2 separate regions of the Homo sapiens genome follow, and region 1 is linked to region 2. Evidence: chromatin loops called from intact Hi-C (ENCODE). Cell type or tissue: psoas muscle. All regions are shown on one strand. Links, peaks and the distances in the headings refer to the core of each region. The heading gives the core; the rest is flanking DNA.

The links. Peaks named below come from ENCODE experiments on the same cell type or tissue, not always from the same donor. Only the 100,000 strongest peaks of a DNase experiment are listed, where the experiment ranks them.
Region 1: a loop joins it to region 2, with 3 times the contacts of the local background. A loop is called at or near these places in 3 of 110 quality-filtered maps.

The regions. Positions count from the first base shown.
Region 1 is chr15:25,827,968-25,833,349 of GRCh38, reverse strand. The region is part of intron 1 of ATP10A (ATPase phospholipid transporting 10A (putative)); the gene reads left to right. LOC107984770 (a long non-coding RNA gene) reads left to right here and starts at 377. Exons shown (of 2, transcript XR_001751446.1): 1 at 377-2,003; 2 at 2,308-4,263. In psoas muscle, for the core only: no CTCF peak of the experiment used is centred there; a DNase peak (open chromatin) is centred at 2,309; H3K27ac peaks cover 867 bases.
Region 2 is chr15:25,892,676-25,898,057 of GRCh38, reverse strand. No RefSeq gene overlaps it. Among named protein-coding and RNA genes, the nearest start is that of LINC02346, 7.0 kb to the left of the region's middle. RefSeq lists an enhancer at 1-177. In psoas muscle, for the core only: no CTCF peak of the experiment used is centred there; no DNase peak of the experiment used is centred there.

The sequences.
Region 1 (5,382 bases), core at 185-5,184, 65 kb after region 2:
GGGAGAATGGCCAGCAGGCATTCATGCTTTTTATTCTTTCAATTAAAGATAAAAATAAAAAAATATGGGCCCGGCGCAGTGGCTCACACCTGTAATCCCAGCACTTTGGGAGGTCAAGGTGGGTGGATTGCCTGAGGCCAGCAGTTCGAAACCAGCCCAGCCAACATGGTGAAAACCCGTCTTTACTAAAAATGCAAAAATCACCCACTTGTGGTAATGTCCGCCTCTAATCCCAGCTACTTGGGAGGCTGAGGCACAAGAATCACTTGAAGCCAGGAGGCGGAGGTTGCAGTGAGCCGAGATCACACCACTGCACTCCAACCTGGGCAACAGAGTGAGACTCTGTCTCAAAAAAAAAAAAAAAAAAAGAATAAAATAGATTAAAAAAATGTAATTGACACATAACAATTATACACATTTGTGGAGCACAGAGTGATATTGCCTATGTATACGGTTTGTAATGATCAAATTGTGATAATCAGCATGTCTATCACCTCAAATACTTATTTCTTTTTATTGGGAGCATTCAAAATCCTCTCTTCTAGCTATTGGAAAATACACACTAAATTACTGTTAACTATAGTCCCCCTGCAGTGCTGCGGAATGCCACAACTTATCCCTCCTCTCCAGCTGTAGTTTAGTATCCAGTAACATACTCTTTTCATTTCCTTTCTTTGGGCAGAAGGCTAGATGTTGCCTGTTTTTGTTTTATTTTTCTGCTTCACATATAGCGCACGAAAGCAGAGTGTATTCAAAAAAGGAAATGTGTTTGAAAAAAAAAAAAGGAAACGAATTTACATAGGACCTGTAAGCATAAGACAAAAAATGGAATCTGGTCATTGACAACCTTAAATATAAAGATGCCAATTTTAGACTGCGACAATGGTCCAGAACATGACAGATCTTTGTGATGACTTTGCCTTGCCCGGCACACTCACAGGCAGCTGCCTTTGCTGAAATGAGGCCTTGTGTCTGCTAGGAGAGTAGCACTCAGATTTTCCACCCATTGCTGAATGAGTTTCCTGAGGCTTCTATAACAGATTACCATACACCAGGTGGCTTAAACCAACAGAAGTGTATTCTCTTACAGTTCTGAGGCTTCAAGGCTGAGACCAGCGTGTGGGCAGGGCCGTGCTCCTGTGGAAAGCTCTAGAGAAAAATCCTTCTTTGCCTCTTCCTGCGTCTGTGGTGGCCGCCAGTCCTTACGTCCCCTGTCTTGCAGCCACGTTGATCTGATTTCTGTCTCTGTCTTCACATGGCTGTCTTCTCTGTCATGAGTCTCTGTGTCTCTGTTTTCTCTGCTTATAAGGATACCAGTCATTGGGTTAGGGCCCGCCATACTCCAGTATAACCTTATCTTAACTAACTATATCTGCAAGGATCGTATTTCCAAATAAAGTGACATTCAGAGGTTCCAGATGGACATGAATTTTGGGGGACACTATTCATTCAACACAGTGTAATCGCCAAAGTCACGTACTGGCACTGTCCTACTGGCACTGGAGGGTTTTTGTTTGCTTGTTTATTTTAAGCATTCCATTTTGCTCATGAATAATGAGTTATTAACAGCAGGAGGTTCAGAAGGTTGTGTGGCTCTTTGGAAATATATGACAATGCTATCTTCTAGATCCCCTCACCTGGGTCAGGCAGTGAGGTGTTGCCCATAGGAGCCTCTATAGGTGCAGGTTCCCCTTGGTACCATGCTTTGCACATCGTGTGAGCTCAGAGTTTGTGGACAGATAGAAACTCAGGAAACACAAAATATCGATCCATATGGTATTTAGCTGAATCTGTGAAGACTGTCATTGATTGCCAAGAATTATGAGGATATTGCTAAGTCAGTGGCAGTCATTTACACTCCACAAAAAGCCATTTTCACATCTCGACACACTGAACATGTATTTTTAGAGAATGACTAAATGCAGTTCCATCCCCTATTAGGAATTCCCTGCTCGCAGCATTCTCCAGGAAAATGTTGTCAAGGAGATTAACTGTCCACATGGGTGAGTCCAGCATTTTTCTGAGGTAGCACAAACACACAGAGCCCATTACAGTTCCAGGACTTGCCCAACAATGTGTAATTGCAGCGGGGAGAGAATCTCATACGGGGTGGAGCCCCCGAGGCCCCCGAGCCACACACAGCTTTGGAATGAGGTGGGAGAGGGTATGGGCAGCGGTCCTAGACATCCAGACACTGTGGAGGGTGCTGGGTATGCACGGGGTCCAGCCTGTCTGCTGAGGAGCGGGCAGGGCATGGTGGGGAAGGTGGGGTGAGTGGCTGGGACTTTTGTTTGCATTTCATTGCAGACTCATCATTTGCCCCAAATATAATTTTGGCTTTGAATCATGTAGCGAAGCAGCCAGATGAAGGGAGGCCCGGCACAGCCAAAGCTCTGAAGCCTGGGAAGTATTGCCGTCCCACTCTGAGAACATAGTTCAGTGAATCATTTTCCTGGCTTCCTTTCAAAGTCTGAGGAAATGAAGTCCTTAGGTTTGAAACAGTGATTCCCAGGAGCAGGTAAGTGCTGAAAGCCTCATCAGGTGGCACGTTTACTAAAGCCACTTGTTTCTTTTGAAACAGGTTTAATATAGACCATCTTAAAATGTCATGACCTCATGGGACAATGCAGGGGGACAGAAATAAGTTGTCACCTCTGAGTTTGGGACTGAAGATCCCAGAGCCACAGTGAGGGAAGACGGAAGGGGGCCGTGGCGAACTGGGCTGTTAAGAGATCATGTGGCCAGTGCAGGGACACAGGACCCCCCCGGAGAGAAAGGGTCTGGGTCTCCTCCTGAGAGCCTGTTCAGGAATCTCCAAATTCTTGAACTTGTGGCGTGGTTTTCTTTGGAAAGGAAGGAAGGTGTAAAGAAGCCCAAGTCAGTTTCTCACTTGAGAAATGCTGTTGCAAAGGGGCAGTGTGGTGGGAATTTTAACCTTTGCCACTCCCTCTAGCAGAACTGTGTGGTTTTGGACAGGCTGGCCGCTAGTTTCAGGGCACAATAGAGGGACACTTCCACCCCTTTCAGTGACTTCCCAAGGTGGCTCTGCAGAGCACCCCTTAGGAGAGTGGAGCCTGGCCTCTGAGGCCATTCTGAATGAGGGGAAGGTGGGGATGACCCAGGAAGGCCAGCGCTGCATGGCTGCACCCCCTCTCCTGCATTTACCCCCAGGTGCCTGTGCTGGCAGCGGCACATCACCAGGCCTCCTCCTCTCCGTGGCTCCATTCACAGCTCCTGCTGGCTGAGGCCTTGGACCTGGCTGCCCACCGCACTTCTCCCCGCCTGAACCACCTCCATCTCCCTCCAGATGGTGACCGAGGCCTCCTAGCTTACCCTAACCACCTCCTGCCTCCACCCCGGCCCCTAGCACACACCTGAGCATCCTCCACCCAATGGCCAAAGTGATTCCTTACAATAGAAAGCAGACTGGGGCCCTCCTCTTCTTGGAAGCCTCACTGTCTTCCCTTCCCTGGGAGTGAGATCCAAAGTCTTTGCTTGACCCACAGGGTCCTGTACCTGGTGGCCCACTGTGTCCCTCCCCCGTACCCTCACTCTCCGCCTCCCATCCCACTACGCCTTGGCCTCTTGGGACTCCAGAGCGAGCCGTGCCTTAGAGCCCTGGGCTGCTGCCCCTTCCCCCAGCTCTCTCCTGGCTCCTGCCTAGTTCAGGCACCTTTCCCAGTGTCACACTCCCAGGGAGATCCTCCCTAAATGCCTCATCTCTGTCCCTACTCTGTTTATCTTACTACAGTCTGACCCACGTATGGATTTGGGCATTTAGATGTTTCTCTACCCACCCTCCTCCGCATTAGAATGTTAACTCTTGGGAGCAAGAGCTTTGTTTTCTGTGTGGCGGCATGCTTGGTTCCTGCTCAAGAAAAAAAAATTTTTTTGAAAGAACAAATAACATCAACACTCAATACTCATTTATTCACATATTTAAGACATTTTTCCTGGGTATCCCATTTTAATTCATCCTTAAAATGGAACTGATCTTGCCTCCTTAGCCTAAGTTCAGGGGAAATGGATGCAAAGCTCTGAAAGTCACTGATCTGGGTGCTGTGAGGTGACATCATCACAGGTGACATCACCAGCCAGCCATGGAGAGGTTTGAACGAACCTTCCCCCTTTCTCCCAGACAGATGTGACCAGGCTTTATGAAAATTTGTCTGTAAAGAGGCACTTTTCACCACATTATTTTAATACACTTGTGTTATTACCAGAAAAATGGGAAAGAAGGAAATAAAATTTGCATCGACTTTCCGCCTCCTTACTCCACGTTGGTTCTTGCAAACAGACTGGAGTTGTGTGTCTGTTACCCCCTCCTTTCTCGCACATGTTCCAGCGTTATGCATGATGTGGAGCAAAGCTTTATTAATAAGGTTGCCAGGAATCACCAGCCATAGAAATGCCTACCTTTTTGAGTGAACAATTCCATTTCTATAAATCTATCCTGGGAAGATAATCTTTGATGCAGTCAAAGATCACAGTGCCCGAGGATAGTCAGTTTTTACAACAGCACATGTAAAACACAGCATGAGTGCTGCCAAATCCATATAATAATTAGATATCATGGTTCACTTACTGGAATACTGTGTATTTATTAAATTATATTTTAAGATACTTTCTGGTTACATGGAAATGCTTATGACTGGATAAAGCAATACAAATGATAACAAATACGGGATGTTAAATTTCCCTCTAAGCCCTGCTTTAGCTGCATCCCGTATGTTTTGGTGTGTTGGATTTTTGTTTGCGTTCATCTCAAAGTATTTCCTAATTTCCGTGTGATTTCCCCTGTGATCCATTGGTTATTTAAGAGTGGATTGTTTAATGTCCACGTATGTATGTCTTTCTCAAATTTGCTTCAGTTATTGATTTCATTTCTAAGTTCATTCCAAGAGCCTACTTAGTATGGTATCGATCCTTTAAACTTACTGAGTTTTGTTCTATGGCTTAGCTTATGGTCTGTACTACAGGACACGCCACGTGCACTTAAGAAGAAAGTTTATTCTACTGTTGCTGGGCAGAGTATTCTACAGTTGTCTGTCAGGTCTAGTTCATTTATAATATTTTTCAAGTCTTCTATTTCCTTGTTAATTTCTGCTAGTTCTATTTATTGTTGAAAGTGGGGCACTGGATTCTCTGTTATTGTTAAATTGTCTATTTCATCCTTCAGTTCTGTCATTTTCTGCTTCATTTGTTTTGGGAACTTACAGTTAGCTTCATTTTTGCTTATAATTGTTATGGCCTTCTGATGGATTGACCTTTTTTTCATCATAAAATGTCTTTCTTGATTTGTACTATCATTTTTTTGTTTTAAAGTCTATTTTTTGTTCTAATACTAACATAGCCAATTCAGCTCTTTTGGTTACTTTTTGC
Region 2 (5,382 bases), core at 140-5,139:
GTTCACTGAGGGCTTAGACACCCTCTTGCATTCAATGGATGGAAACCCCATGCCTTCCCTGGGGAAGCAGAGACCATGGCCTGCATGAGGTTCTCAGTACTCAGAGTACCTATGGTGAACACAGAGGCCAGGCCCCACTTTCAGAGATGCTGATCCAAGAGGGTTAAGATGGACCTGGGACTTCAGCCAGGGTGCATGGTGATGCAATGGCAGGACTCTGACCACTGTCACACAAGGCTGTTCAGTAGCAAAGAGGCCCAGGTCTGATCCACCTCCATTACTTACTTACTGTGTGCCCTTGGGGGAATCTAGCTCAATCTCCAAGCTGTAGAAAGGAAAGTAGGGTGGTCCCTACCTTCTGGGTTTGACTGGATGATTAAATGGTAAAATGCAGCACAAGAAAGAACATAGCACATGGAATGTGCTAAGTGGATGCTAGCTATTAAAATTACCACCTACACAATTGCGTGCACCCCAAGGTTCCCATGCTTCGGGCTGGTTTTGGCAGGTTTCCCCAGGTATTGAGGTTGGAGGCCACTTCTAGGGTGTCCTCAGGAGCCAGTGGAGCGTGAAGGACAGTCTCTTCCTTCATGAAGGCCTCTGGCTCAATGCCGATGGACCCTTCCTGATGGCTCTTCCTGGTCTTTCAGACTCCTCCGTGGATGGCAGCCTGTCTGCAGTTAGTGCTCTTTTATTTTTATATTTTTGTAGAGGCGAGGTCTTACTATGTTGTCCCAGGCTGGTCTCAAATGTTTTTCCTCAAGGTACCCTCCTGTCTCAGCCTCCCAAAACGCTGGTATGACAGGTGCGAGCCACTGCACCCAACCAAGTCGTCAATTTCTGCAGTAGGCAGAATACTTCCCTCTAACTCTCTCGGATAATTTTTCTATTTCTCATCTATTATTCTTGGGAAGACTAAATGCCAAATATATTAGAATTTTGCCCAAATTAGAAGAAAAGGCAGAGTGGCTACTGAGTCCTTTATTGTATTGTATGATTGGATCAGGTGAATGTTGTGGTTGGGGCCACTCAGCCCTCATTCTTATCCCTGAGTGCACTCTCTTTTCTGGGTGACTTTGCAGGAGGATGTGCTCCAGAGAGTACCTTGCATCAACCCAGAACCAAATAAACAATTGTTCTGTTTCTTTTTGTTTTCTTTCTTTTTTTCTTTTCTTTTTTTTTTTTTTCCACTGCAATGGAGGCTTGCAATGAGGGAGAGAGACTGGACTTAATGACCAAATATTTTTTGTAAATATCTGTCCTTGGTAACAAGAGCTTTCATTTGCTGTGAGAAAAAAGAAATAAAAAGTCATGGTGTTAGGAACACTGATATACAACTAGAGATGTAAGGACATCTTCAACACAAGGAAGAGTTGGATAATAATTCCAAAGATTCCCAAACAGCCCATGATTGCTGGATTCAGAACTGGGCCCATGGAGAGAACAGAGATCAAGACCAGAGCTCTAGCTGCTGCCAAAATGAGCAACAGGAGTTTTCTCCACTTTGAAAAGATGTGAAGATATCAGCTGGTGATAAATCAGGTGATTGAGATAAAATGGAAAATTTTCCTTTCTAATCTAACAGGAGTGTCAATGGTTGGAAAAGAAAGCTGATATGGAATATCAATGTAGGTGGGTCAAAGTTCATCTTGATAAATATCAAAGGGAAAAATGACCTTGATTTAAATTGTTGGTACATAACACTTCAAAGGAGAAAGGTGGTTGCTTCAAAGTACCCCCTTTATTATTTTATCCTGCTGTGGAACTGAAAGATGAAAACATCATTGTAACAAAATAGATGTCAATTTAAATAATGTCTACTCTGGAAAACATGATCTTATCAAAGAAAAAGAAGGAGGGAGGGAGGAAGGGAGGAAAAGGAAACACTAAGCACAGTGATTCTGAGAATCAAGGAGATTATTTCCTTCTGGCACAAATGCAAAAACATGAGATTATTAAAAATTAGATTACTATGGAACAATTTGTTTCCAATTCATCTTTGCTGTTATCTCAGTTCATATTTTAATGACATTGCAGGGAAAATTGAGTGGTTTATCTCTCTTTTAAAAATTTTATGATGCACCCTCCCCGGTCCCATGTGAGTCTGACTTGGACGCAGCAGGGGCTTCCTCACATTGCAAGTCTACAAGGAACACAGAAGGAACTCTCCTTGGACCACAGAGCCCAGTGGTGCTGGCATGGCTTGCCGCCTATGTTATACCCGATGGCCACCTGGGGTTGGCTCTAGTATTGCAGACCATGGGCACCCTGGCTACCAAACACTCCTCCCCAGCAGCATTGAGATCAGGAATGCGGTTGCCACCTGGCAGTGAGACCAGGAGAGGCTGCCCTGTTAGGAGAGTTGAAGTAACTTTAGTTCAGATACTGAAAGTTTTTCAGAAGTCTTTTCCAAAAGAAACGACTTCTCAATATTTCTATCATTCTTACAAATGTGCTTTTGGATGCTGATTTAGAATCAAGCTTCCTTGCAATTATTTTGTTCTCAGCTCTACCATGTGTTGGACTCAATAGTACTCCCACCTGTTACATAGTTCACTTGAGCTATTGGTATGATGCTTATTAAACATAATAATAATAATATTCCTCTGACCCCAACAATGTTTAAAAAGAATTATATCCCACAGCCAAGTGGGATTTATCCCAGGTATGCAAGGCCACGTCAACATTTAAAAGTCAATTAATATAATCCATCACATCAACAGGCTAAGAAGAAAAATCTCATGATTGTATTATAGATGCAGAGAAAGTATTTGACAAAATCCAATACTCATTCATGATTTTAAAAAAACCCTCAGTATACTAGGAATAGAGAGGAACTTCCTCAACTTGGTAAATAATATCTACAAAAAGCCTACAACTAACATCATAGTTAATGGCAAGAAACAAGAAGTTTTTCCACTAAGTTCAGGAAAAAGGCAAGGATGTCCCCACTCACCACTGCTTTTCCGTATCATCCTGGAAGTCCTAGCTAATGCAATTAGACAAAAAAATAAAATAAAGGTATACACATTAGGAAAAAACTTCTGAGACTAGTGAGTGATTATAGCAAGGTTGCAGGATATAAGGTAAATGTACAAGTGGAATTTGAGATAATAACACTCTTTGTGATCATTTCAATTTGAATTCCCAGTGCTTAAATTAACATGCAACTTTTCTTTGTTTTCTAGTTGTAAAGTTTCATCTTTCTGTTTTCTTCAGCTGTTCTCTGACCCTGCCCTGTCTGCCATTCCAAGCCCAAGGCCCGGGAGCACAGTGAGCGAGCAGGTCCCTCTTCCTTGCCTGTCCCATCCTCATGGAGAGCACACATCACTCTGCAAGAGCTCCAGGCTGTGCTTAGCCAGTCACAGCTGCCCTGGGAAACAATTACAGGTAAAGCAATAATTTGCTTATAGTTTTTAGTGAAATGTATACTTCTGTGATTAATAAACAGAAAATGTGAGGGTCAAATGCAATAAACTCTTGTGGTTTGGAACACCATATTTCCTCTTGGGAGAGAAGGAAATTAAGAACTTTTTTTTCCTCTAATTACACAACAGTAAAAAATTGATTCCCTTTGTTGTAGTGAGGGTTGGTGGGGAGGGCAGCAGGGAAGGCAGGCTTTGAGAATTTTAAAGCATAAAAGATGACATTCCTATAAAGGATTGCCACTTTTTGTCACGTGATAACATAAACATAGCATTTGGAATTAATACAGTAACAAAACTATGTTAGTTGCACCTAGATCAGCTCACAAATTCTAATAGTATTACACTCCAATTCTCTAGAAGTGCTGCATGAAGAATCCAAGCTAGATATAAATTTACTAATTTAACTTTATTTTAAAGAACACCAGGGTGAGGTTTTCTACTTTGAACATGTACCAGGTTAACTTGGAGTATGAGGCTCTAAGGATCCCAAGTAGTTGGCGATGTTTTTAACATATTTTTAACTGAAATAATGAAGAATCACTTATTACAACTGAAATAAACTAATCCTAACTGTTTCTATATACATTAACTGTTACCGATGTTTATCTCCCTCCTGCCCCAAGATTTCAAAGACTCATTATTCCCATAGCTGTAAAAATCCCAAATGTCTTATGTTCTCCCATCTTCTGAGTCCAGCCCTCGTTTTCAGTCTCATTTCCTGTGGTGTCTATGGCACCCCCTTTCTACCCCAACATCATTTGTTCCAGCACCAAGACTCATCACTGTTCCACAGACCCATCACACGCCTCCTTGCCTTCTGCTCTTCACACATGGCATTCCCTGTCTGGCTTTTTCTCCTCCACACAGCCTCTTACAGCTACTAGAATCCGATAACTCTTCAACGCCAATCGCAAATGCCACCTCCTTGTCAAAAGCTTTGAATTCCAAGTGAACATCTTCTTCTTCTGTTCCCCCTTGAAATAGGATTCCAATCTAGCATTGATCACATTCATTCTTTTAATATAATTCAGCATTTTACTGGACCTTGGCAATGTATCTAGCTCCAGCACATATGTTTAGGCACATACTATTAAACAGTCCCTGCCCTCTAGTAACTTAGGGTTTCTTCCTTGTGTTGTAATACTTTGTGTTCATTCTTCATTAATTTTAAGGCTACCTAGGGCAGTACTTTTCAACTTAGCTTTATGCCTAGGTTATTGACCAACGGTAAAGGAAGTCAGGTATAAATGCAAATTAACTCACACCCAGGAGGCTGCTCTCTGCACCTGTGGGATTCCACACACTCTGCCTTCAGAAAGCAACCCAGTAATTATAGAAGACCTGAATGTACAAGTTGATCATAATGTTCATATGGAAATATAAACAAGTAAAAATCACCAGAAAAACTCTGGAAGAAATAACAAAGGACTAGCCCTGCCAGATATTAAAACATAGAATTCTTTCTTTTTTTTAGGTGATGCTCATTCATTTATTTCTCATTTTATCCTCATCACACTGGGCTGGGAGAGGAGGAGTCACGCACCAGTGTATAGATTGTGCTATTGCCTTGCTTTGAGGCAGAATTGAGATCCAGGTTCTAATTGTCTCCAAGTTTCTAGCTGGGACAACAGCAGGAAACAGGCAGGGGGCTGACCCTCAGGCTCATGTTCCAGGACTCCCATCTGGGTACCTGAGGATGCTCCACGGAAATCATGCATGGGGGCCGACAGCAGCCCCTTAAAGCAATGGGGATGACAGACCCGGAACTGATAACAGGAGTTGCAGGAACAACCACATATGCACAGAGAGGACCTGAAAAGACCTTGTCCTTCCATCTGTATCCCAGAATCCTGGCAGGGCCTCTCCATGAGGACAGGGCCAGGGCTGGCTCCTTGGCCCATGGCTGGTCTCATGAGTGGCCCAGAGTGAGTCCTGCTCTCTCCAGCATCTGTAG